Linked DNA regions of Homo sapiens: regions 2 and 3 are each linked to region 1. The links are chromatin loops, found by intact Hi-C in ENCODE. Cell type or tissue: endothelial cell of umbilical vein. All regions are shown on one strand.

Region 1 (8,000 bases):
GGACCAATTTAATTGGCATGTCCCTGGAAGTTATATTTATTTGCCTTATAATATTTGGGTAAGTTTGAGAGCCAAATCAGGGTGAGCATCAGTGGGGTCACCCCTGATTCTACTTAGTTGTGGAAATAGAAATGCTTTAAGGACATAGTAGAACATTCTTTTCAATAATGCTATATAGCCAACATCACTTGTGGAACCACTTCAGCAGACAGAGCGATCACTTGTGGGTGTCACCCAGTTTCTAGACATTACGAAGAGGCTCTTGTGAGCATCTTGCCTGTATCCCAGGAAATGCCTGCCTGCCATAAAAGAGGGCATGGGGTCATGCAAAAGTTACCTGCATGTACTGTGAAGGACAGCTATGATACCATCCACCAGGTACCTCTTTCCTTTCTAGAACTGGCCCTCCTTCTGCTGCGACCCCATGTTTCCACCTGGATTTGATTTTTCCAACTGACACACTTTCCTAAGCACACACTCCTCATCACAGTTGACTGGTCCAGGGATGGACAGGGGAACCAAGTGGGCCAAGCGGACCAATCAGAAAATGTCCCTGATATTTTCCAAACTGGAACTTGGGACTCCATAGTTCCCTTCTAGAAGGGGTTGCTGAAAGATGAGAAACCCAGGCTCTGCCAGAGGCCACTTTTACCCCTTTGTAGAGCAAGCCAGTCTGCAGTGAGTACCCAAGGGCTCCATGTGCAATGTGAGGCTTTTCATATTTGGCCCAAGGGGCCACCTGGGTGCTTAGTGGAGAGTCACAGCAGCCAGCCCCAGGAATCACCAAGTGGCTCTGAGGGTAGCAGATGGTTTTGCAGGAGCCCATTCTGTGGGGCAGGGTTTCCTTTTGGTGTGCACTACGCTCTCATTTGTAACACTTCCTGGGAAGACTTTGGGCTTTTACATACTATATAGAGGAAGGAGATTTTACATCTGGGACCTTGGGGCCATTTCAACCCTGCCTTCCCACTAATGAATTTACCACACAATAAGAGAAAGAGTTCCTGTTGGGAGAGAAGCTTGTTTGCACCCCAGGTCAGACAGGGCCACTGCTAACACTAGAATAGTGGGCCCCTGGTCTTTCAGGGGTTATCAAAATAACCAGCTTTTGCCCTCACACACAACTCCTCAGAGAACCGGAGTAAAGCTGTTTTCAAGAAGACCACTGATGGTTTAAAAGATATTTCAGGCAGAAGCATAAATTTCTTCATGGTTTTAAAGGGAAAGAAATTCCCTTTAAATTCATATTGGAGAAATGTCATCACAGAAAGCCTCTCACTCTCTTCTCGTTCATTTCTGAATTCTAAATCTTTTCTGTTGGTGGTGAGGGGAAGAGTAAAAAGTGGTTTTCCTCAAAAGCCAGCTTCAGTGGTTTACGGAGTTGTTTGACAAACTTAAGCCCAAGTGTTGAGGACGGCCACCTGTTCCCACAGAAATCACAAAGCTTGGTTTTCACAGAACTCGTCTCCATCTCCAGGAAGGCCAGAGGTGAATTATAGTATGTGTTAGGAAAATGAACCTAGTAGCAAGAGGAATGGGATCACTCAGCACAGGAATTGTTTGAAATTTGCCCTTTGGAGAAAATAAGTGCTGTTAGCGCCCACAAACATGTCCCTTGAAGTTGATATTCTAGAATGTTGAAGGCTAAGGAATCATACCTGCTCAAGCAATGGGGCTGGATTACTTTTCAAACTATGTAACCTTAAAACAAACAAACGAACACATAAACAAACCAAAACATTCTTAGCAAGGTCTGTTGAAACCTGAACCCATCTATCGAGAAAGTAAACCAAGATTATTCAAGGGCTCACAATCAGACGATAAGGAGGGTCAAGCCAAGACGAGAAGAATCTCAAACAAAACGCATTCCATGACATTTCAAAAAGGATCTTACAAATTCAGCATGCCCACCCATATCTCAATTTCTTAATGTGTGCAATGTAGTTACCTGGGCGTTTCTCTTTGTACCTCAGTTTTATCATCTGTAAAATAAGAAAAATAATAGTAGGGTTTTTGTGAAGACTAAATAAATTAATACAGGTAAGGCACCAAAAACTGGCCTGGCAGCTGGTAAAATGTTCAGTAAATGTTTATTTTCCAGATGACTGTCACATGGAGTAGACTGAGCATATACTGGGGCCCAAGAAAAGGGCCTCAGCAGCATGAACCAAGGTCTCCAAACTGGCAGTGTAACATCTCTCTTAGCTGCCTGATCCTTAAATGGGATAGAGCCGCTGATGCCTCCTTCAGAGGCTTGCTGTTAACATTCAATGAAATAAGAGCTATGAAAGCACTTAGAATCAGCAAAAATGCTGTGGTTATCATAGCATTTGTCTTAGTGAACAGCAATATTTGAAAATGTATAATGATTGGTATCATGTTATCCTACAGAAAGCCCAGGAAATGTATTTTAAAGTCCGTCCACTTGTAGATGCTTAACAACAGAACAGTATTTAAGCCTCTTATCCCTGGATAGGTTGAACAGAGCCTCGCTGTAAGTTCTTACCAGCCCTTCTCAGACTCTCACCTTTCGTGGGTGTGGATTTGATTATAGTGAGTGTAAAGAAGTACCTGTGGATGCTGCTCTGGGAAGGCTTTCAGAGCCAGTATGAGGCCAGATGCTGGGGCCCCCAGCCTGGGGGGATGAGGTGAAATCTGTTTTGAACTTAGATCCCTTCTACCATGTGGTCTTATAGAAACGATTCTAGAGTTTTCTGTTACAGTGGGACTGTAACAGACTTGCAGTTTTTATTAAAATTCTGACTTGTTCACAGCCTAATTCCTTTTAGTCTCAATGAAATGCTTTAGGCCCTGGATGGAAACATCATCCTGAATTACATGACAGTCTTAGAATATTCTCTGTGGAGGCAAGGCACGGTGGCTCACTCCTGTAATCCTGTAATCCCAGCACTTTCGGAGGCCGAAGTGGGTGGATCACAAGGTCAGGAGATCGAGACCATCCTGGCTAACACGGTGAAACCCCATCTCTACTAAAAAAAAAAAAAAATTAGCCAGGCATGGTGGCAGGCGCCTGTAGTCCCAGCTACTCGGGAGGCTGAGGCAGGAGAATAGCATGAACCCGGGATGCGGAGCTTGCAGTGAGCCGAGATGGCGCCATTGCACTCCAGCCTGGGTGAGAGTGCAAGACTCCGTCTCAAAAAAAAAAAAAAAAAAAAAAAGAATATTCAAAGAACATTCTCTGTGGCTATCAAATCCAAAGACAGAAAAATCCTGCACAGATGTTGTGTATTGACTATAGATGTTCTGATATCTGGCTAAGGTGGTGTCTTTGTGAACGTTATGAATTGCTTCTAGGGAAGCGAAAAGCACCTCAACAGAGCTACCATTTCACCAACATGCAGTATTCTGGGGAAAAGGAAGAGAAGGAGTGCCTGATGGCTCTATCAGCTCTGGCAAGGAAATGAATGCATTGAAGGAATAGAGTGCAGGCACACAGACAGCGAGGCTCAAATCTCCTGGCTGCATGCATGCTGCAATTACACACCACAATAAAAAGAATTAATGTAGCATCTGACCTGCTGACCTCCAGATGCCTACTGCACCACCTCATCAACAATCCCCAGACCTCCACGGTGCCTCCTTGGCCACCCGCCGGCTGCCTCACTGGGATACAGCAAGCACAAGGGCCTTACACAGGCTTTGTTCTTAAGGCTAAACCAAAGGGGAGAGTCCCCCAGTCCCTCCACCTCGTGCCTGGGCAAATGAATAAGCTGTCCATGTCACTAACATATTCCAGGTCATGCGTACACACAAACATTATTATATCTCGATATTACTTTTAAATTACTGTCTCTGGGGTTTTAGCCATTTTCCTAGAAATGTGGCTCAGCAAATCCTTACGTGGAGCAAGGATGGCACCCAGTGGCCAAAGTGCTTCATCTCAGACCCTGTTTTCTCAGGGATTTTCCATTTGCTTCTCTCTTTGGAGACAATGAATTGCCATGAGATCCTTTTGTAAAGCCAGAGTTGAAACTCCAAATCATATGACTATCCCGTTAAGTTGGAGCACGTGCACACACACACACACACACACACACACACGCACACACAAATGGAAACAGTATCAGGAGCTAATTCAGAATAGCTAAAATTTCTGAAAAATCTTTAAAATTTACCTTGAGAGTTTTATGTTAAAATCATCATATTTCAGATGTGCAGATTACCATCCATGATGTTCCCAATATCAAGTATCACTATAGGAAATATTATAAAAAATGCAAGCCCAGTCTCACATTCTTCACTTCATATTCCCCCAAATAGTCTCTAGTTCATAAGTGCTCATGCCTTAAACATAAGACTTTATCACCTGACAAGTGCTTTATCATGAAACTGATGTTTGCAATCTCATATCCTTGTTATCTTTCGTACAAGGTACTTGGCAGGCCTGGAGAGCACAGGATAATAGAGTGGGACTACTCTTTTTCCTTTGAGCTTTCCAGATGTCAAGAGATTTTGATACAGCTAGATAGCCAATCAGACTGTAAGGAAGACAGGCGAGATGTCAGAATAATGAACCATATACTCTCTTGCTAAGAATGATGCAATGTCTCCATAATGTTTCTGTTTCCAATTTCCTTAGGTTCCCAAGTAATCTAAAACCCCAGGGCAAAAAGTCACATGGATAGTACAACCACAATACAAAAAGAAGTTTCTAATAAAACAACATTACGTATTAATTGCCCAAAGAGTACCATAAACAGTCTTACTAAAAGTCAATATGTTGAGTTCAGCCAACAATTCTGTCTTTCTCAGACGTCATTACCATTCATGCTTATTTGACCCCCAAAATGTCAAAATGCCACCAAGATTTCAAGAATAATAGCTGAATCAAAAGAAATGACTTAAAAATGAAACTCCATGACATTGCTTCCATTTTCCTACTCCGCCACTTGAAGAACAGCATTGTCTTCAGGAACAGACAAAACATTGCAGAAGAAAAACCAAAGCAGAGGGGTTCCATTTTTCTTGCTGGTTCTTTGATCCTTAGTTGCCTTCTACATAAAATGGAGATATGCTAACCCTGCCCTCACCAAGACTTTGTGAGCCTCAAGTGAGATAATGGACATGTACCTGTTTTTATACACTGCAATTTCTTAGTACTTAAGACATTTTTCTTATTTAAACATTTATAGGTAGCATTAGTGTATAGTTTTTATACTGATGAGATTGAGACTCTTGTTTTACCCACGTAATCACACATCTTCCTCATGAGTATTATTATATTATATTACCTTTCAAATATAATATAGTCATGGGGGCTTTGGAAATTACTTATATGTAATTAAATCAAGCTGAGCTATCTTGAACAGAGCTTGAATTAAAAAATTTGAGTATGCGAAAATCATAAAAACCCCTAAATGTTTTGTCAACATTTATGTTGTTTTATGTTTTATTTTCCCCTTTCTTCCTAGAGATAAATTTTATAGGTTCATAAAATTATAGCATTTTTTAGCTAGAGATGGCTTTGTTTTGCAGATGAGGAAACCTGGAGCCTAGAAATTGAAATTAACCAAAAGGTCTGGTGGTTACTTTGTCTTTTTATACACTTGCTTGCTCTTGTCTTACTGTGTCCATGGTCTTACAAAGACTGTTAAAAGGGCAGATCTGGCTACAGAGACTGCAGAAAACCCTTCAGCCAGACATTGTCTCCTAACTTCCTATTTCATAGGGTGTCTTGAGACCAAGAGAATTATGATTCACAAACACTTAAAAGATTTTGGATGAATCCATTTCCAAATGAGGAAAAATAGGAAGAACAGCCAAACCAGAGCATGATTTCAAAAACAGGAAAGACAGACTATAGAACTATATAAAATAGTAAATACAAATACAAATAACAAAGCATTAGGTGTTTTGAAGGTCAAAAAAATAGGTTTAAAAAAATTTAGTCAGCAGGGTGGTGGTAGGAGGATACATGAATGAAGAAACGTATTTAGTAGTAAAGAGATTGCTGAATCAACTAAGAGTTAAAGGGCAAGGGGCTTTTGCCTCCAGCGGGGAAGAGAGACACTATCATTACAGCACACTCCAAAGAGGATAGGAGTACCTATCCTAAACAAAGAAAACGAATCCCTTTATTTTCATATAGTTTAGGGTGCACAGGACAACAACCAGGAACATAAAAACAAGGGGTTTCAAACAGCATAAAGCAAGGATTGGGGTGAAATTGTCAGAAATTTCCATCGTCATAGGTCCCTGCTTCAAAATTCCACCCAAGCATTATAAGTTCTTTTGCCATAAAAATGGCGAACATTTCAAGGAATTTGGTCACAAGGTAGAAATTTCTCCAGCACCCAGGTGCAAGGCATGGCTTTAGGTGATATAAGGGTTACCAAATGAGTAAGTCAAGGATTCTCTCCTAAAAATGCAACTGCTTTAATCATTTGAGTAGACAGGTGCACCAAGATTTATATTGCAAGGTAGAAAGTGATGAATATGGTAGGAAGAAAGGCAAATGAGAAGGTCACTTTTGACTGAAGGACAGCAGGAATGACTTCATGGAGAAAGGGGCAGTTGAGAAGGGTCAGGTAGATTGTTAGCGATTTATATATACAGATAGGGAGAAGGATGGGTGCAAACATATAAAAGGACAGGGAATGGGCAGAAAACACCAAGTAGAACTATTTGGTTAAGGATAGCTCAGTGGGAGCATGGGAAACAGGCTGGAAAAGTGAGCTGAAAGTTAGAGTTTGGAATACTTTTAATGTCCAATTAAATAATTCGAATTGAAAGAATCTAGAGGCTTCTAGAAGATACTAAACTTTGTGAGCTGGAACCTACACCAACAGAAGAGTTCATCTGTTCATCTGTTAGCTGTGCACAGGATGGATCTCGGATAGGGTCAACAGCAGGAGGCGGGAACCCAGCTAGGAAAGCAGTGTACAATAATGGCCTGCCTGAAGGAGAATGAGGATCTGAACTAGTGAGGGCTGTGAGGATGGACAGGAGCAGGAGATGTTTGGAAGGCAGAATGGACGGGACTGCATGTGGGGGCGGGCAGTGATGAGGACCCCATGATGACTGTACAATGATAGCCAAAGTGTGCAACTGGAGATTGAGGGCTACAGAAGCCCAACAGCCAGGAGGTCGTAGCTCTGTGCACACTGAACGAACAGTAGAGGGAAGGCCACCCATTGTGATGGCTAACCCAAGCCCCTCTCACTGAAGTGAGGGACTACGTGTTCTTCATTTCCTGGCGTCACAGCTAGAGTTATCAATGGATCTAATTAGAGGAAAACTAAAAAGAAGATAAAGTGATACAGTCCCAGATGCGCTAGTGTTCTGGAAGGTTCTGATGACTTTAACCTCTCCAGTTCCCTTCACAGTTCAGGAGTCAGGGATCTCACTGGGCCACACTGTTGCTCTCCACTGGACCTTCAGGACTTGTCGCCGCTTTGTTCCTAGCGCTCTGAAACAAAAATGAGCCCTCCTTTGTTTCACTGCCTCAAGTTCAGACTTCCTGCGCCTTCCCGTGTGACACTTAGGGAATGCAGTGAATTCTGCTGTGCTAACATGGGGGAGGGAGAAGGTGGGAGAAAATCCTCCAGGCCCGCTCTTCCTCCCAGGGAAAGGAGATGCTCACAGTGATCTTCTGGGGAGAGTGTCCTCGCTTTGTTTTCAAATAGAAAGAAGTGACAAATAGTGGCTGCTGAAGTTGATGTGAGGGGAGGTCAGGGTCACCACAGGATGTATTTTGGTCAGGCGGGTCCTTGAAGGGCCCTCAATACCTAGCCGCTTAGCTCAGCAGGAGGGAAGACGAGCCTGGGCTTGCAGATCTGGTTCCCCTCATGCTCAGCACCCACTCCCCCGCCCTCCGCCACTATCTTCAATACTCAAGAGTGACAAAGTACAACCATCCTTTTTCTGATGTGGCATTTGATTAAGACACAATTCATACAGACAGCCGGACATTTGAACGCGAAGCACTCCGCATATTTATGGATGCGTCCTGAGCAGTGCAAGCCGCCCGGCTCGGCTGC
Region 2 (8,000 bases), 150 kb before region 1:
AAACTCCACTCCCAAACACCCCTAGTCATTTGGTCTGCAGAAGCCATCCAGGACTTCGACCAAATGGTTAGTGATGGCTGTTCCTATTTAAACCTCACGAAACAATAAGGTGTGTGGTGGTCGGGGGGCGGGGGGCATTTCTTGTTGCATGGAGAAGGGTGGGTCTGAAGTCTACTGGTCAGATTTATTTTTCAATATTTCTACCAGGGTGAGCTATAGGCGTGCTCATCCCTTCACCTCTTATGCTGTGTCTGCCAGTCTCATCCAATGGCCACATTCATTTTCAGGAAAAATATAGTTTATTACTTATTTATTTATTTTGAGACAGAGTGTCGCTCTGTCGCCCAGGCTGGAGTGCAGGGTCACAATCTCGGCTCACTGCAAACTCTGCATCCCAGGTTCAAGTGATTCTCCTTTGCCTCAGCCTCCTGGGTAGCTGGGATTACAGGCACCCACTACCACTCCTGACTAATTTTTGTATTTTTAGTAGAGACAGGGTTTCACCATGTTGGCCAGGCTGGTCTTGAACTCCTGGCCTCAAGTGATCCGCCCACCTCGGCCTCCCAAAGTGCTGAGATTACAGGCGTGAGCCACTGTGCCAGGCTCTGGGATGATAGCGTTTACATTGATATTGAGAAGTATTTCCCAAATTTGCAAGGTACCTTTCCTCTTCTCTCTCTCCTCCTTTCCCCCCTTGGGGCATTAGGCCCCATTTTTGTATAGGACAGTGTTTGGTTTCTTTCCTGTTCTGCTCTGGGAGGAGAGCAGGGGAGAAGAAAATTATTGCTAGAATATTAAAGGAGCTATGTTACCCAAGGGCCATTCTGATCCTCCTCCGGGCCTTTTGTGTATGGGGCTAGAGTAGGGAGGTTGCCAGTTCTTGCTGTGTCGCCCATGGGGTTTTGGCTCTAGAAATGCTACAGAGCTGTAGTTAAATTGTATTTTACGCATTCAAAGGAGCCACTTTCAAATCTTAAAGCAGACCCTGACCTGCAGAAAATCAAATGTTAAAAATCAACAGATGTTTGAGCAAGAGGAAGTACAACACTGAAGGTCTCTTCGTCGTTTGCCACATACAAGGCCTATGAGGGTAAATGTGGCATGCTCAAAGTAGCACAGATTTACACTAATGTTTTACCCAGGCAAAGTTTTCAGAAGAACTCAACTACCTTTAATGTTGATTCTAAAAGGGTGGTGTGTTCTTAGAGCACCCGTGGTAAAAAGAGTATGAAGCTCTGGACATTTGGGGAAGAGACAAAGAACCTGCTGGATTGTCTGTGCAAGACACAGGCGCTGACCTGGAGCTTACAAGAGGTGAAAGGACTAATCTGCATGGAAGGGACCCACACTCTGCACTACAGAACACATGGGAAGACACAGACCCAACTCACAGCAAGCCACATGTTGCCCACAGCAGGCCAACAGGCTAAGTATGTTGAAAGGGTTAACCATAGAGCAGTAATGTAAGAAATCTATGTAACAATGTGAACAGCCTCATAAAAAACGCCCAGCCAAGACCAGCTACATAGTTTTCAAAGCCCAGTGCAAAATGTAAATGTGAGGTCCCTTGTTCACAAATTATTAAGAATTTCAAAACAGTGACAGCAGAGATTAAACCAAGCACGAAGAGGATCCTCCTATGTGTAAAGCTTTGTGTGACTGCACAGAACCCACATCCAATGAAGTGAGCCCTGTGTCTCCAATAGAATCAATCCAAATGTATATCATCAAAACACTCTAATGCATTGATTTTACTTAGCAGGAAAGACCTTTGTCCTCTCCACAGAGCAGCTATGTCAACAGAAGGAAAAGAGATGGAGTGGACCTTCCTGGGATCCAGGCTGAACAGGGCTCTCCTCACTCTAAGGTGAAGACTGTGATTCTCTGTCTCCTTCTAAGGTGACGGGGTTCCTATTTTAAGCTATCTGCCAGTATGTGTGTCGGGTCTGAAGTTGTGTTGGTTCTGTGAAAAGGTTTCTCTTATACATGATTTCTTTCCCATGTCCCCCTTTCTTAGCAAACACATTGCTCTTTAAGAGATTCAGGGAAAAAAAATTTTTTGGCAAGTTTTGTGGGCTTTTATTAGATATACGCTGTAATTTCAAACTGATTACATGATGTCTGGCTTTCTCTGAACCCCAATTCAATATCCTGAAGAAGGGGAAGCTTTATTGCAAGGCTGAGGCACACACCAGGAGTGGGGTCTGGTGGGAAGTGCTGGCGCTCACGGGTCTGCTGATTGCTCTGGCTTCACCCCCTAAAATCTCTGGCTGACTGCGGATCCTTCACCTCTGCATTGCTTTTTACATGGACTTTTTCATCCTTCTGAATTATGTTTATTTTGCAATTATAAACTTTTTTTTAAAAAAAGACAAATCATTCACACTGTTACAACCTTAATATGCCAACTGTTTTCACTTTTCCACATTCTCTTACCGTCCTGGATTAACGTTTTGATCGTTGCATTCATGCTGGAATTATAAATTTTTGTTCCGGTATAGTCGAATTTTAATGCCTTCTATGCTCATAAAGTTAAAAATCATTTACAAATTTAAAGAACAGAAAGGAACAATAAAGCCAAGAAGAGGCCTTAGAATTGCCTGCAAATAGAAGATAAAGATTATGCAACAGTTATAAACTTTTTTCAGTAAAAGACAAATCATTCATAATTCTACAACCTTAGCACTCCATCTGCCTCTAAATGCTTAGTGGCAGTGATCCCAATAGAATAGAACTGAAGTGATTTTAATGGTTACCTATTTTATAGAAAAGAAAACGGAGTCTCAGAGGTTAAATGACCTGCCCAAAGTTGCACAGCCCCTAGATGCAGTCAGGACTAAAGTGGGCTGTGAAGGACTTTTTCACATAAGCTGAATAATCCTATTTCCACACTAGTAAGTTTCTGTGGGACATAAGTTCTTTGAGTGTCTATACTTTGTGGAATGAGAGAGTTGGAACAGATGCTTTCAAAAATCTTTCCAACTCTAAAACTTTGAATCCAACTCAAAATGAACACAATTGGATCCCAGCCTAGTCAGCCCAGGATTACCACACACATAATGAAAAATGTGGTAATGATCAGAACACTCACGATTTTAACAAGATGTTTTGTGCAGTGGCTAACTGGATTCTTACAAAAGCTGAAGGCTGGATCTCAGACTGCACTGTGACAATACATCCGCTGTCAGACAGATCCACAGGCTGGTGCTGACACTGTAAAATGACTAAGTCAGAGTAAAAGGAGGTGGTGGTCAGCAAACAAATGGAGGGGTGATCCTGTTTCCTGCAAAGATCCTTGAGCTTAGAGGACTTTCCAAGCAGAATAAGGCCCCCTCTACTGGTAGGATTTGTCATCCACCAAAAAGTCAGAACTTGTTAGGTTTGTGAGAAATGGGGGAAAAATCCTAATATCAGAACAGATTAGAGTGGTAAGGAAATGTGAAAACAACAACAAAAAACATAGTTTATAAAGTTTCAACTCTTCAGACAAGCAAATACAGCTCTAGAAAGTTTACAGTTGTTTTCCAATACATTTGTTAGGCAGCATTCTCCCAAGGAAATTTTCACCATAGGTGGTGAAAATATCTGACTAAAAATATAAAGCTAGCTTTTTGAAAATAGTGAATCAATGTAAATAAAAATCACACTTTTGATCAGCGGAGAGTAGGATTCTCCCCACACTCTCTCATGAAACTCTTTCATTTGCCTTTACCAAGATTTCTTAAACTTCAGTCATTCAACTATCACTGTCATGCTTCTTGCCATAGCCTAGTACTATGTGTATTATTTAATATTTTTCCTTCAATAAAACCATTTTTATTTTAGCTTCATCCTAAGCAATAGAATCCATGAAATTTCAGGTTTGATGTGTTAGGTATATATGTGTTTGCGTATGTGTGTGAATGGGTACATAAACCATACACACGATAAAATAAATACATGGCTCTTGAAAAATGTTCATCTGTGTGCCAAATTCTTCTCCATTAATTATTGCATGCGTGTAACATGCTTTACAAAACACTGAGGTAGCACCTCATGTTTAAGTCATGTAAATACGGTAGTCATAATTTCATCATTCCTTTAAAGGCAAGTTGTTGATTGCCTTTCTTCATCTGGTCTTGCCCTTCTGCCTTATCCTCTTCCTTGAGGCCTTTCTTCATCTCTTTTCCATCCTTTGACAGTCATTTGGTTTAGTATTCATATTTCTTTTCTCCAGTGTGGTGAGGAAAACGTCTTTCTCTACTGCCCACTGGGGACTGTGCCTCATTTGACACTGAACTCAGGGAAACCACATTGAAACAAACTGGCATTTGACAGGATGAATAAAAAGACCTTTGCATCCTTGTCATCTCCTAGGAATTGGGGCTTGAAGAATATTGAACAGTGATGTTATTTCTATTTCATCCTCATAGTCAGCCTTCTCTGAGGAAATGGCACATAAACACAGAAAGACCAATGTACAAAAACATGTTTAATAAATTATTCCTTGAGGAACAGAATAGAGTCTGTTTTTGTTTGGGCACTGTGAAGGCTGAAGTACTTGCAGGGAAGAATGGAGATGAGAAAAAGGCTGATCTTCATGAAATCGTTTCCTTTATTAAACATTCCTGTGGAATTAATTCATGCTCTGTTTCTTCAGTAAAAAAAGCGACCATTATGCATTTATGGCTGGATCAATACAATTCCCAGTTAGTTATAACTTGATACTGCTGTGAACCCCCAATTATTTACAGTGAATTATCTGTATTGAAGCTGACCCACAAAAGATCACTTTTGAAACGTCTTGTCATTGTAATCTGTTTTCTTGGCTCTAACCTATTATATCATCTCTGTTAACACTTAATAAGAAGTAAATAACCTAGGTTAGGCATGGTGGCACATGCTTGTAATTTCAGCACTTAGAGAGGTCAAGATGGGAGCCTCACTTGAGGCCAGGAATTCAAGACCAGCCTGAACAACATAGTGAGACCCCATCTGTAAAATTTAAATTTTAATTTTAAAAAGAAGTGAATAAACAGCCTTTCAACACAAAATATTACACTTTTAAGCAACTTTGGACCTAAAGAGCTCAGAAAGATTTGCTTCAAGTACAATCCATTTTATATTAAGAAGTGCATTACCTAAAGTTATATAGAAAACTCTTCTCCCAAAGGAAAGAACTGCAGCGGCTAAATTTTCATTTTGGTAACATTTGCATAAGAGTTTCAGAATCATATGGAAGATTTTTACCAAGTAGCCCATGATAAACCAAACATGGATGAAAATGAAAGTTACAGCAGAAATTTAAGCATATTCAATTCTAACAGCAGCTGATCCTGAAGACTGAAAAGCTAATACAAGACTCTGGGACCCATGTGGAGGAATGGGTTCTCTGCATTTACCGTGGCTTCCCAAAGAGGTTCTTTCTGATGGCAAACAGATGGAAACCCCATAGAGAGGCAGATTACCGCTGTGACTATCACAGGGCTACATCGTGCTTTGGAAATGACATCAGCCAGGAAATCAGTGACTGGAGTTTCAGATTTCATAGAAGGATTTTGCTTCGTTTTTTGTAGGCCCAAAGATGGCAGGAGGAGGCAATAAATTCTGCCTTAGAACCTCTCCTGGTAGATGTTTAAAGAGATTATAGGAGTAAATCAACTGTCCCAATCCCCTGATGTGATGTGGACCATCCGGTTTGAATTTTAATTTCTAGCGTCCTTCTTTTAGAGAACCGAAATAAGCCAACAACTCAGAATTAAGTTGGGCCTGATAAGTGGAATGCAATGCTGAGGGGGATTATCAGGAAGACCTAAAGTATTTACTTTTTATGAAGCTTTTCCCTTAACCAGATTTATAGCTGGAAAGGGCCAAGACTGCAATAGTGCTGTACATAGATTAGCATTTCTCACCAGAGAATAGATTAGGTTGTCTCACTTCAACGCTAAATCCTGCTGTTGTTTTCATTCTTTCATCGTTACTGAGATTTTACTGAAATCACCTTTGTGAATGTGGAGGAAATTCTAAAACTGGGGAATATGTTTTCTGTGACTTGCTGTATGCATTGGTATTTACCTTGTGTTTTTGCCAAGAAGCAGTAAGCAAGGTTTAGACTTAGTTCTTTGGGTGGAACAATTTAACTCTCTATTTAACTCTACATAAGTGAATGCTCTTCCAGTGAATTCATATCCAATTTTATGAGTAGCTGTTGCAATTTCAAAAGACTTGATGAGCAGTTAATGCTAATGAAGTCAAGGTTTTGGGTAACATCTTTACAAAGGTCAGTTAATTTTGTCCTACTCACCTGAACTTGAGGAGTGACGCTGGGTCTCAAGGAAGACATACTCCCAGAGTGTTTGGGAATACGCATAAAGATTCATCACCCTATGAACAATAGTCAAAATGTATGGCGTATATGTGATGCCAAAAGAAATTCAATGACACTTTAGATGATGAGGCATCCTTTATTTAAGGTGTGTATGTGGGAACTACCTCCATAGGTATACAGGACCACTGCAATGCGATTTTGCGGTAGGGAAGAGTGATTGGGCTTAACTCCACATATAGCATGGGCAAGTGGGAATTTATAGCCAAGGAGCAGGGTGGGGATCAATGGATGGAAAAGTACTAAGAGCAGACATTAGGGCTAAGTGGGGATTCTGGCCAGACTGACATAATAGGATTCTTGCTGAAAGCAGGCTGGGGTGATCAGACATACCTGAGGAATGGTGGAGAATAAGAGACCCAGTAACATCTGGAGGGTAATCAGATATGAAGGAAGAGGGAGTCTACTAAGCCAAGGATTCTTGTTAAAATTGGACAGTGCAGGCCGGGCACGGTGGCTCACGCCTGTAATCCCAGCAGTTTGGGAGGCTGAGGCAGGTGGATCATGAGGTCAGGAGATTGAGACCATCCTGGCTAACACGGTGAAACCCCGTCTCTACTAAAAATACAAAAAATTAGCCGGGTGTGGTGGTGGGCACCTGTAGTCCCAGCTACTCAGGAGGCTGAGGCAGGAGAATGGCATGAATCTGGGAAGCGGGGCTTGCAGTGAGCCGAGATCACGCCACTGCACTCCAGCCTGGGTGACCGAGACTCCGTCTCAAAAAAACAAAACAACAACAACAAAAAAAAAACTGGACAGTGTAGGGACAAATACGGAAGTCCAAAAGTCAAGGCCTACTTGAAAAGTTCAGGGGAGCCTGAGTAGAGTTCTGTCAAAGAGAAAATCTTTTTCAATGGTGTTTTCTGGGTGCTTTTAGAGACAAGAAGCAGAAAAATATGGCTCAAACAAGTTCAAACAATAAGATATTATTTCCATTCTACTGAAGACTCAGAGGTGGGTCAGGCTCCAGGATCATCAAGGACTCAAATTCTTTCTGTTTCTTAAGATATCTTCAAAGTCACCTTCACCCAAAGTCACCACGACCCTCCATCAAGGTCACAAACTGGTGGCACCAGATTCAGATCAACAATGCTTGATGAAGAGAGACTTTTTCTTATGTCCTTTTTTTTTTTTTTTCCAAAGGGGTAAAGAAAGCTTTCCCAGCAGCCTTCCAGGAGACTTCCTGTGTCTTGGTAAGGATTGGGTCACATGCCTTTTCCTAAATTAATCATGGAAAGGGAAATTATAGTGATCAATTAGACCAGCGGTTCTCAACCTTGGCTGCATTTTGAAAGCTCAGGAAAATACAGATACCTGGGTTCCACCCTCAGAAATTCTTTAGTTGTTTTGGGATGCAGCCTGGTGCATGTGATATGGTTTGTATCTGTGTCCCCATGGTTTGTATCTGTGTCCCCACCCAAATCTCATGTTCAATTGTAATCCTCAGAGTTGGAGGTGGAACCTGGTGGAAAGTGATTGGATCATGGGGGTAGATGCTTCATGAATGGTTGGCACCATCCCTTTGGTGCTGTTCTCATGATGGTGAGTTCTCACAAGATCTGGTTGACTAAAAGTGTGTAGCACCTCCGCCCTCATGCTCTCTCTTGGTCCTGCTCCTGCCATGTTAGACGCCTGC
Region 3 (8,000 bases), 140 kb before region 1:
ATATTTGCAATCAAGTTATTGGCAGGTCTCACTTAAACTAACAAATGCTTATTTTTCACACTAGAAATGTACTTATAAGTCTCTATATTCTAATAATTTTTCCTTATGAAGCAAGTCCTTTTCTAGTAAATACACATTATGATGTTGTAGAACGGATTTCAGTATGTGGTGGATCAATCTTGGCCCAAATCCAAAGGAGCTGATTTAATTAAACAACCAAAAGAACCTCAATTAATAGTGGTATCAAGTATAGAGTAATCACTTAGTAAAGACTCACTCCCCAAGAGAATATTAAACACTATACCTATGGCTAGTAAATTAATTACCGTTTGGCTAATGTCTGGCCCTATTTTTCAATATAAAATGATTATAGATTACAGTAAGGCAAGTGTCCTCTAAAGTTGAGTATATTTAATTCCCAGTGTTACAGAATTTAAAATGATACAAATACTGCATGTCTTTAAAATTTCAGTCTGTTTTTCTACTGAGTTCAAAAAGTTTAAAAGATGGAGGCTACCACAAATATATAAAAAAACTTCACTCTATTCTACAACTTACATAGATCTAGTACTTTTGGTGAGTCCTCTTAAAATTTTTTCTGGCATTACCAATCTGAGAGTCACTTTTTATCAATATATGTTATCTTGTTTTGCAAAAATGCATTTTTAAAAGGTTTCCAAAGTCACCTTGATAATCATAGTGCTCACTCACTTGACACTTACTGCTAAAAGGTTGTTATGCATCTTTTATACCTGGTTGAGGTTCAACTTCCAGCTATCAGAGAAAAATGTCCCTATAATTCTATAATTGACAAAAGGGAAAAGATAAAAAAGGGAAAGAGAACAGGGTGGTAAGAAAGATTGATTTTTCATTTCTTATCTTGTGATACATGCTGCAGCAGTAAACACCACTATCTCTCAAGTAGACCCTTTGAAGACAGGGGGAGAAAACACTCCAAGAGAAAGCTTTAAACTAGAGATTGCCTTCCTATTCTATGTGGCTTTGACCTTTTGGAAAGTGCATGGCCTCTTCTCCTTGTATTAAATAAAACAAGAATATGAGGACTGATGATTTGATTTGGTGAGTTAGTTATGGAAGTAGTTCTGGCATCTCTTATTTCCATTCTGTTATCCATTACTTCTGTTCTGTTAATGGCAGCAGACACTTGATTAACTACTGAGATTTGGACATGCAGGAGATCCAAGGTGGATTGTGAAGTACATCATTAGCTAAATCTCCATTACATCTTCACTTCACCGGTTCCTCTGTTTCCAGATTTCTGGCAGACTGGCATCTAAAGGCCTTCATGTTAGAAGCAGGAGAGGCTCTAAATATTTCAAGAATAATTGAGGAAAAAATACACATTATAACAGCTTGTCAAACTACTGAATGGAACGGTGGTTCATCATTTTTTGGAAGGATTAAAAGCAAATCTCCTCTTCCCGAACAAAAACAAACATTAGTACAAAAACTGAAAGAGGAAGTTAAGAGAATTATACCATTTCTAAATACTTATAAAATTATTAATTTATGCGCAACCATAACAGAGACTGGGGACCACCCTATATATATTCATAGCTACGGCTGTAAGCAAAAATTCCAGGTAAAAAGGCAAAAATCCAAATTTCTTATTAATAATCAGTATAACATCCAACAATAACAATCACTTACCATAGGGGTTAACATTTACTGTAAGCCAAAATCCTAGAAAACATTAATATAAAATACAATTATATATTTCCTAGCTGATTTGCTTATATATCCAGGTCATAAAAAAAGAAAGGCAACTTTTTTCTATGTGGCTTATACAGAATCGGATGTTACAGCTAAAAGTAATTGTAAAGGCTTCTGATAGTTCAAATGATTGTGAAATCCCAAAGAATAAAGGAATTTCTGACAGCCTAAAATTAGAAGGTATGGAACTCATACTTTTATTCTTCTCATTCTCAGTTCAGTGCTTATTTTTTCCTAAAAAATTAAAAAGTAAAAATTAAAAATTTCAGTTTTTAAAAAACCAAAAATATTAATAAGCTTCCACACTTAATATATGTCAGTATCCACAAGGAGGCAAAATCATTTCTGTAAAATCAAAAATAGAACATGAAGAAAAACGTTTATTATAAAACTTAAGAAGCAACCAATCAACCAAATTATGAAAAAAAATTTTGTCACTGACCAAACCTCATAACCTGAAAAGAACCAAGAAAAGAAATTCCCATTATACTTGTACTTCTAAAAGGGCTTAGAGGTCTAAACTAGACTTCGTTGCAATCCAGAAAGTTAAAGGACTAAAAAACTGGAGAAATAGAGTTAAGAATTAGATTTATCAGACAGCATAGTCTATGCTGAGATAGCAAAATAGACATGGCTTTATTTGCTGATTGAGAAGTGGTCCAGCCGTGGGCTAGCAGTCATTTACATATCAGTGACCAAATGCAAACATACCCGTACTAACAGTGCTTTGGTCCATGACATACCCTTTTGACAGCCCAAAGCTGAAACGTCAACTCTATCTGGGGTTACTTGCTTATACAAAGATGTTACTCTAGCAATTGTTGCTTGAGGGCAAGACCAGATGATTGTCACTAGTAGGAAGAAAGCAGAAGTGATGCAGCTTACACTGCATAGTCCCTACCCTTCTGGATTAAATGAAAAAGTTGCTCAAACATAAACTTGTTCTTACAAAGTGGATAAGATTCAAAATAAGACAAATATAAAGATGCCAAGGCTAAATACAGATAAAAAAAAGTGTGGTACGTAAGAAAGCCATTTTGAAAAAAGCCACTATCAGTCATAACTACTTATTCCATCCTATAATCTCATAAATCAAAGCTTTCAATTGTCTGGACTCATCTGTGACTGTATTCTTCCCAACATGCATTCTTTCTTCTTCGAGGGGTTGTTCAATAACAGCAGGTATGTTTGTGCCATAAAGTTCACAGTGTCCTAAAAACTGGACACATTCTTGAATAACACTGTCATGAATGACTATCATGTGTTTTGACATGTTTTCTAACAAGGACAGGAAGCATCTTTTGGCATAATACCAGGTATCTGTTCCCAGCTTTTTATTATAAGGCTCCAAGCTTTTGATAACTCGAGAAATACCAAACTCATAGTTTCCTTTGGCACAATAAAGAGTTCCTATCACCAAATTCACAATGCAGAGATGGTACATTTTCCGATTTGGGTCATCATAAGAGAGCTGCTCTTCCTCCTTTTCAATCTTCCTCATCAACTCCTCTGCTTCTTCATTTTGACTTGTCATAATATAGGAAACACAGAGATTAGCCAGTACAATAGCACTGACATTCAGGATGTTATCATAATGCTTCTTGACTATGGGTTCATAGAAACCAATGGCTTCTTTGTATTTGTTTTCCTGCATGAACAGAACATGAGCCACATTCAACTTCCACACATCATGGTCGTTACAGAATTCCACAGATTTGCGGAAGACCTTTTCCACCATTGGATAATTTTCAAGATTCCAGTAGATTTTTGCCTGAGCCATCAACACAGGAATGTATTTCTCCATGGTTTCATCATATTCATTCACTGCCTTTTTGATAGCTTCATCATCTCTGTTGTGTCTTGCTTCCTGTACTTGCTTGGTGAGTCTCCGAAGCTGCTCAGTCAGCATCCCTGCTAGCCCATCAAGCTTAATGAAAGCCTCTTCAGGAGCTGTCTGGCAAGTGATCAGGGCATCTAAGAAGTCATAGAGATAGGGTGTGAGGAACTTATACGTCAAATGGGCATTTTCTGCCAGGACATCTGCTGCCAGGTCAAAATACTCATATTTACAGTAGAGCAGCAACAGGTTGCCAAAAGTCTCTGGAGGAAAGGGATTCTGTTGGAGCAAAAACTGTAGCTTTTCAAACCCTTCTGTAGGCCTGGCATCCATGTTCATTAGTGCCTGGTTGTGCAGGGTCACAGGGTCCAACTCTTCCTCTGCCCTGGGTGGCATGTCGGTGAGGGTTTCTTGAGCTACCTCATAGTTTCTCAGTTGGTATTCTATGGCTGCCTTAAGGTTGAAGGCTTCCACCAGAGCAGTCTGATGGAGAACTAAGGTGTTGCCAACACTGCGAACATCAAAGCCCTCGGTGGTCATGCCCACACCTAGCTCAGGATGCTGGCGGATGCCACGCTCAATAATCTCAGCGATATGCTTCAGTGCTGAGGCATACTGTCGGCTGCTGTAATAGGCCAAAGCCAGGTTGTAGGAAAGGTCAGGCTGGTAGCCCGAGGCCTGCAGTGTGGCAGAAAACTTGGAGCATGCAGCTTCATACTGTCCCTCCTTGTAGAGCAAACAACCCAGGTTGACCTGGCCATCGGTCTCATTGTCGCCTCCACTTTCTTCTCCCCCTTCCCCACTCAGCAGCTGCTCCACCAGGCTCCTGGACCCTGGCAGATCGCCCTCGCTATACTTGATGGCAGCTTGCAGGCGGAGGACCCGGCTGTGGTAGGCGGGGTTATCCAGGAGAAGGAAGGCGACCCGAGTGGCCTCCGGATAAAGGCAGGCCTTGTACAGGGCCTGGGCCTGGTACAGGCGGTACTGCTCCAGTTCCGGGTGCAGCTGGCCCAGCTGCTCATAGCACTCGGCCGCCAGCGCGAACTCCTGCAGGCGGTAGTAGCAGTAGCCTAGCAGCGACAGGCCGGCACGGCTCCTGGGGCTCCGCTGCAGTTCTCGGCCCAGCAGCTGCACCGCCTCGGCGTAGCGGGCATCGCGGATGAGCCGGTACACTAGCGCGGTAAACTCCCCGTCGGGGATCTGCGCGCCGCTCAGACCAGCCATAACCACCACGGCTGTTATGCGTGCGGTTACCACGGCAACAGGGCAACCGGGCAACCGGAAACGGAAGACGACGGGTTACTTTGCCACGGAAGGAATCTGTTAGGAATAAAAAGGGACCGTTCTCGTTAGTCTCTCAAGTTCGGTTTGATCTTCAAATATTCTGGACTGCAGCGTGGCGGCAGTCAGAAGGGGAAAGACGACTACTCCGGGCCGTTCAGAGACTGAATCTTCCCGGTCCCGGCATGCATCGTTCCTGTGGCGCCGCTGCGCAGGCGTGGCCGCACTGCATGCTGGGAGGCGTAGTCCCTGTTGCACCGACCCGACTCGCGGCCCGTGTGGACGCACGGTCACTCGCCTTCCCTGCCCCCTAAAGATGAGGGGCACTCTCTGTGTCTGTTGTGCCACCTCGGTCTCTAGCGAATCGGAGGAAGATTTCCGGCACCATGTTCTGGCGATTTTGAGCCTTGTGCATTGGTGTGGTCTATACTAATGCTGGCGTTTGGCTTACTTTTAATAAAGTAGAGATCGTCAGTACAATAAAAGGACCTTTTAATAAAAGGAGCGGGATGGCAAAAGGGAGTTAACTCCTTGAATTCCCTTGGAATTAGAGCAGGTTCTTATGCTACCCCGAGGGCACAGTTTGTAAGAACAGAATACAGCAGCAAACAGAAATCCTTCTTATTTTGGTGGTTTCCAGAGGTTAATAAGGAAAAAGTGCTGTGAATCTTAATTGGTACTGGGAGAGGATCTGTTTTTGATCGCAGTATCTCTCCTTTTCCATGACAAAAAAAAAATTACTGAGTATATGTTGGCGTTTACACTTGGTTGTATCCATTGCTGTGGTCCTCCAACTGTCTCTGCCAATAAGAAATCAGTATCTTTTGTCATCTCCCATGATATCCATTGGTCTCTCTAGCACCTAATATAAACCTAATCCAAGTAAAAGTGTGTTGTTTGCTACATAATTACTGCAAATCCTTTGTATGCATCCATAATAGTGTTACTGCCCATAAATCTTTTCTGTATATAAACTTCACAGCTATCATACGGTTGATAACGATGTCAACCATATCATATAGCACCTCTATTAGAGACTGTTTACATATAGTATTTCTAATTTGAATAAGCAGCCTGCATTCTGCATATTGTAGTTTAAGAAGTCTGTGGGCTAGAAAGGTTTAAAGATTTAAGTATTACATTAATTAAATCAAACTATTAAATTAATAGTTTGTTTAAAGCCACATCTAGGTAGGTAGGGGCTGAACCATGATATCCAATAACCAATTTCAATAGGAAATAGTGACTGATGAATAACCCAATCCATGTATCTCATGTACGTGAGTTTGTAAGGGCCCATTGTTTGGTGCTAAGTGTGTATAAGGAATATTATTGTCTTTGTTTCTCCATTAAAACAATGAACTAACTTTGTGTAGTTAGTAAACTTTGAACTTCTAGGCCTTGATTCCAGCTGTGAGCAGATGTGACTACTGGAGTTGTGTAGTTCGTATTTACCCAGTATCACTGGAAGGAGATTTTTAGTAGGTGTGTGATTGCTCATATCATCATATGACTGACTTTATGTACTTACTCAGTCTTCTCCCTTGCCAGGAATTGGCAGAGTTGGGTCTTTTTGGCTGGAACTAGACAAGGAGCTTCCCAGTGCATCAATTCCAAGAAAGGGAAACTGCACCCATTTCAGGATTGAATGGGACTTTGGCTCACCTAAGACCCCACAGAAAGCAACTGTGGAATATTACTATAACTCTATTCTGAGGCTTCTTTCAATCTGATCTCTTGGTGCACCCTTTTAGAGTCTTAAGCCCAAGGAGGTACATGGGTAGAGGATACTGCTCAGTAATAAATTGGGGGAAGGGGTGCATCGACTTCTTTACAGCAGGCTGCCTGATGGTTCTCCCTTGGGAATTTAGGCTCAGTATTTTATTTATTTATTTTTTAGAGACAGGGCTTTGTTCTGTTGCTCAGGCTGACATGCAGTGGCATGATCATAGTTCACTGCAGCCTTGAACTCCTGGGCTTAAGTGATCCTCATGCTTCAGCCTCCTGAGTAGCTGGGACTACAGGTGCACAACCATGCCTGGCTAATCTTTTTTAAAAAATGTTTTAATGGAGATAGGGTCTCACCATGTTGCCCAGGCTCATCTCGAACTCCTGGCCTCAAGCAACCCTCCCACTTTGGCCTTCCAAAGTGCTGGGATTACAGGTGTGAGCCACTGTGCCTCGCAAGGCTCAGTATTTTAAAATTCTTATATATGTACTGTTACCTTAGGTAATTTGCTATTAAATTAAGGTGAGATGACAACATGGGAATGGGAAATTGCCCTTCATTAGTCTTTCTCTCTGTTTTGCAGAGTTGTATTTACATCATCTTCAAATGGCTTCTTGAAAATGTATGAAAATAAAAGGACTATATTCTCCTCCAAATTTCTGGGATCCCTACCAGGATTCAGTTGGGGTTCTCCTCTTTGTGTGGGTACCTGTGAGCATGGTGGCTGAAGTGGGCAGGAGGGAGGCCGTTCTGTGTCTCTTCCTCCTTATTTCATGTGATGCTGCTCCAGAGGCCTGGCTTGAAAAGAGCAGGACATTCTGCTTAGACAGATGGAGGGCAGGGTCATTTTCAAAATGAAATGAGTGCACAAATCACACTGTGAAATTGGCATGACCATCACTGCTGCTGTGATAGACTGACTTTTATCTGGTCTCTGATAGGCAGTTGGGGAATAGATTAGTTTTGTTGGGCGTGGTGGTGAGAGAAGGCTGTTTAATGATAGAAATTATGGAAAGAATGAAATAGGGTGGAATATTATAAAGTGTCATAAAGCATCATTTTGTTTGCAATAGGATCTTGAAAACCTGGAGGATATATCAAAAAGTAAGTGTATCATACCATTTCAATTAATAGGAAAGCATTTGGTGGTTGCAATAAAGTGATTTGGTGACTTGTAGAAAGGAATTGTAGTTTGATGAAATTTGAGTTGGACTCAGGGTGGATTTTGCTACACAAAGGGAGACATGTTTATCACGTAGAAGAGTTTCATTTAGGCGAAATAGATAGGAACAAAAAGCATGATGCTTGGTTCTTAGCATACTTATGTTCTGCCTGCCAAAATATGCCATGATCAAGTCCCATATTCTATTTGTATGTACAATCTATTTGGCATTCTCTTTTAAAACTAGTTGGCAGGTA

What was found. Hi-C counts contacts between places; a loop is a spot of excess contacts. Peaks named below come from ENCODE experiments on the same cell type or tissue, not always from the same donor. Only the 100,000 strongest peaks of a DNase experiment are listed, where the experiment ranks them.
Region 2: a loop joins it to region 1, with 5 times the contacts of the local background. A loop is called at or near these places in 4 of 110 quality-filtered maps.
Region 3: it touches region 1 in a loop (2.4-fold over the local background); 7 of 110 quality-filtered maps call a loop at or near these places.

Annotation. Positions count from the first base shown.
Region 1 is chr2:177,755,141-177,763,140 of GRCh38, forward strand. All of the region lies in intron 10 of PDE11A (phosphodiesterase 11A), which reads right to left. Among named protein-coding and RNA genes, the nearest start is that of PDE11A-AS1, 86 kb to the left of the region's middle. In endothelial cell of umbilical vein, a CTCF peak has its summit at 3,899; a DNase peak (open chromatin) is centred at 3,871; H3K27ac peaks cover 332 bases.
Region 2 is chr2:177,601,307-177,609,306 of GRCh38, forward strand. IFT70A-AS1 (IFT70A antisense RNA 1) reads left to right here and starts at 1,754. Exons shown (of 3, transcript NR_198966.1): 1 at 1,754-1,867. LOC124906098 (a long non-coding RNA gene) reads right to left here and starts at 3,371. Exons shown (of 3, transcript XR_007087317.1): 1 at 3,092-3,371; 2 at 2,437-2,600. In endothelial cell of umbilical vein, a CTCF peak has its summit at 3,331 (motif pointing left); a DNase peak (open chromatin) is centred at 3,245.
Region 3 is chr2:177,613,907-177,621,906 of GRCh38, forward strand. It overlaps IFT70A (intraflagellar transport 70A), which reads right to left and starts at 4,836. Exons shown (of 1, transcript NM_152275.4): 1 at 1-4,836. The coding sequence starts at 4,795. The coding sequence ends at 2,798. It overlaps IFT70A-AS1 (IFT70A antisense RNA 1), which reads left to right. Exons shown (of 3, transcript NR_198966.1): 2 at 3,395-3,614; 3 at 4,382-5,332. RefSeq lists an enhancer at 4,909-5,138. In endothelial cell of umbilical vein, no CTCF peak of the experiment used is centred here; a DNase peak (open chromatin) is centred at 4,965; H3K4me3 peaks cover 1,246 bases; H3K27ac peaks cover 1,196 bases.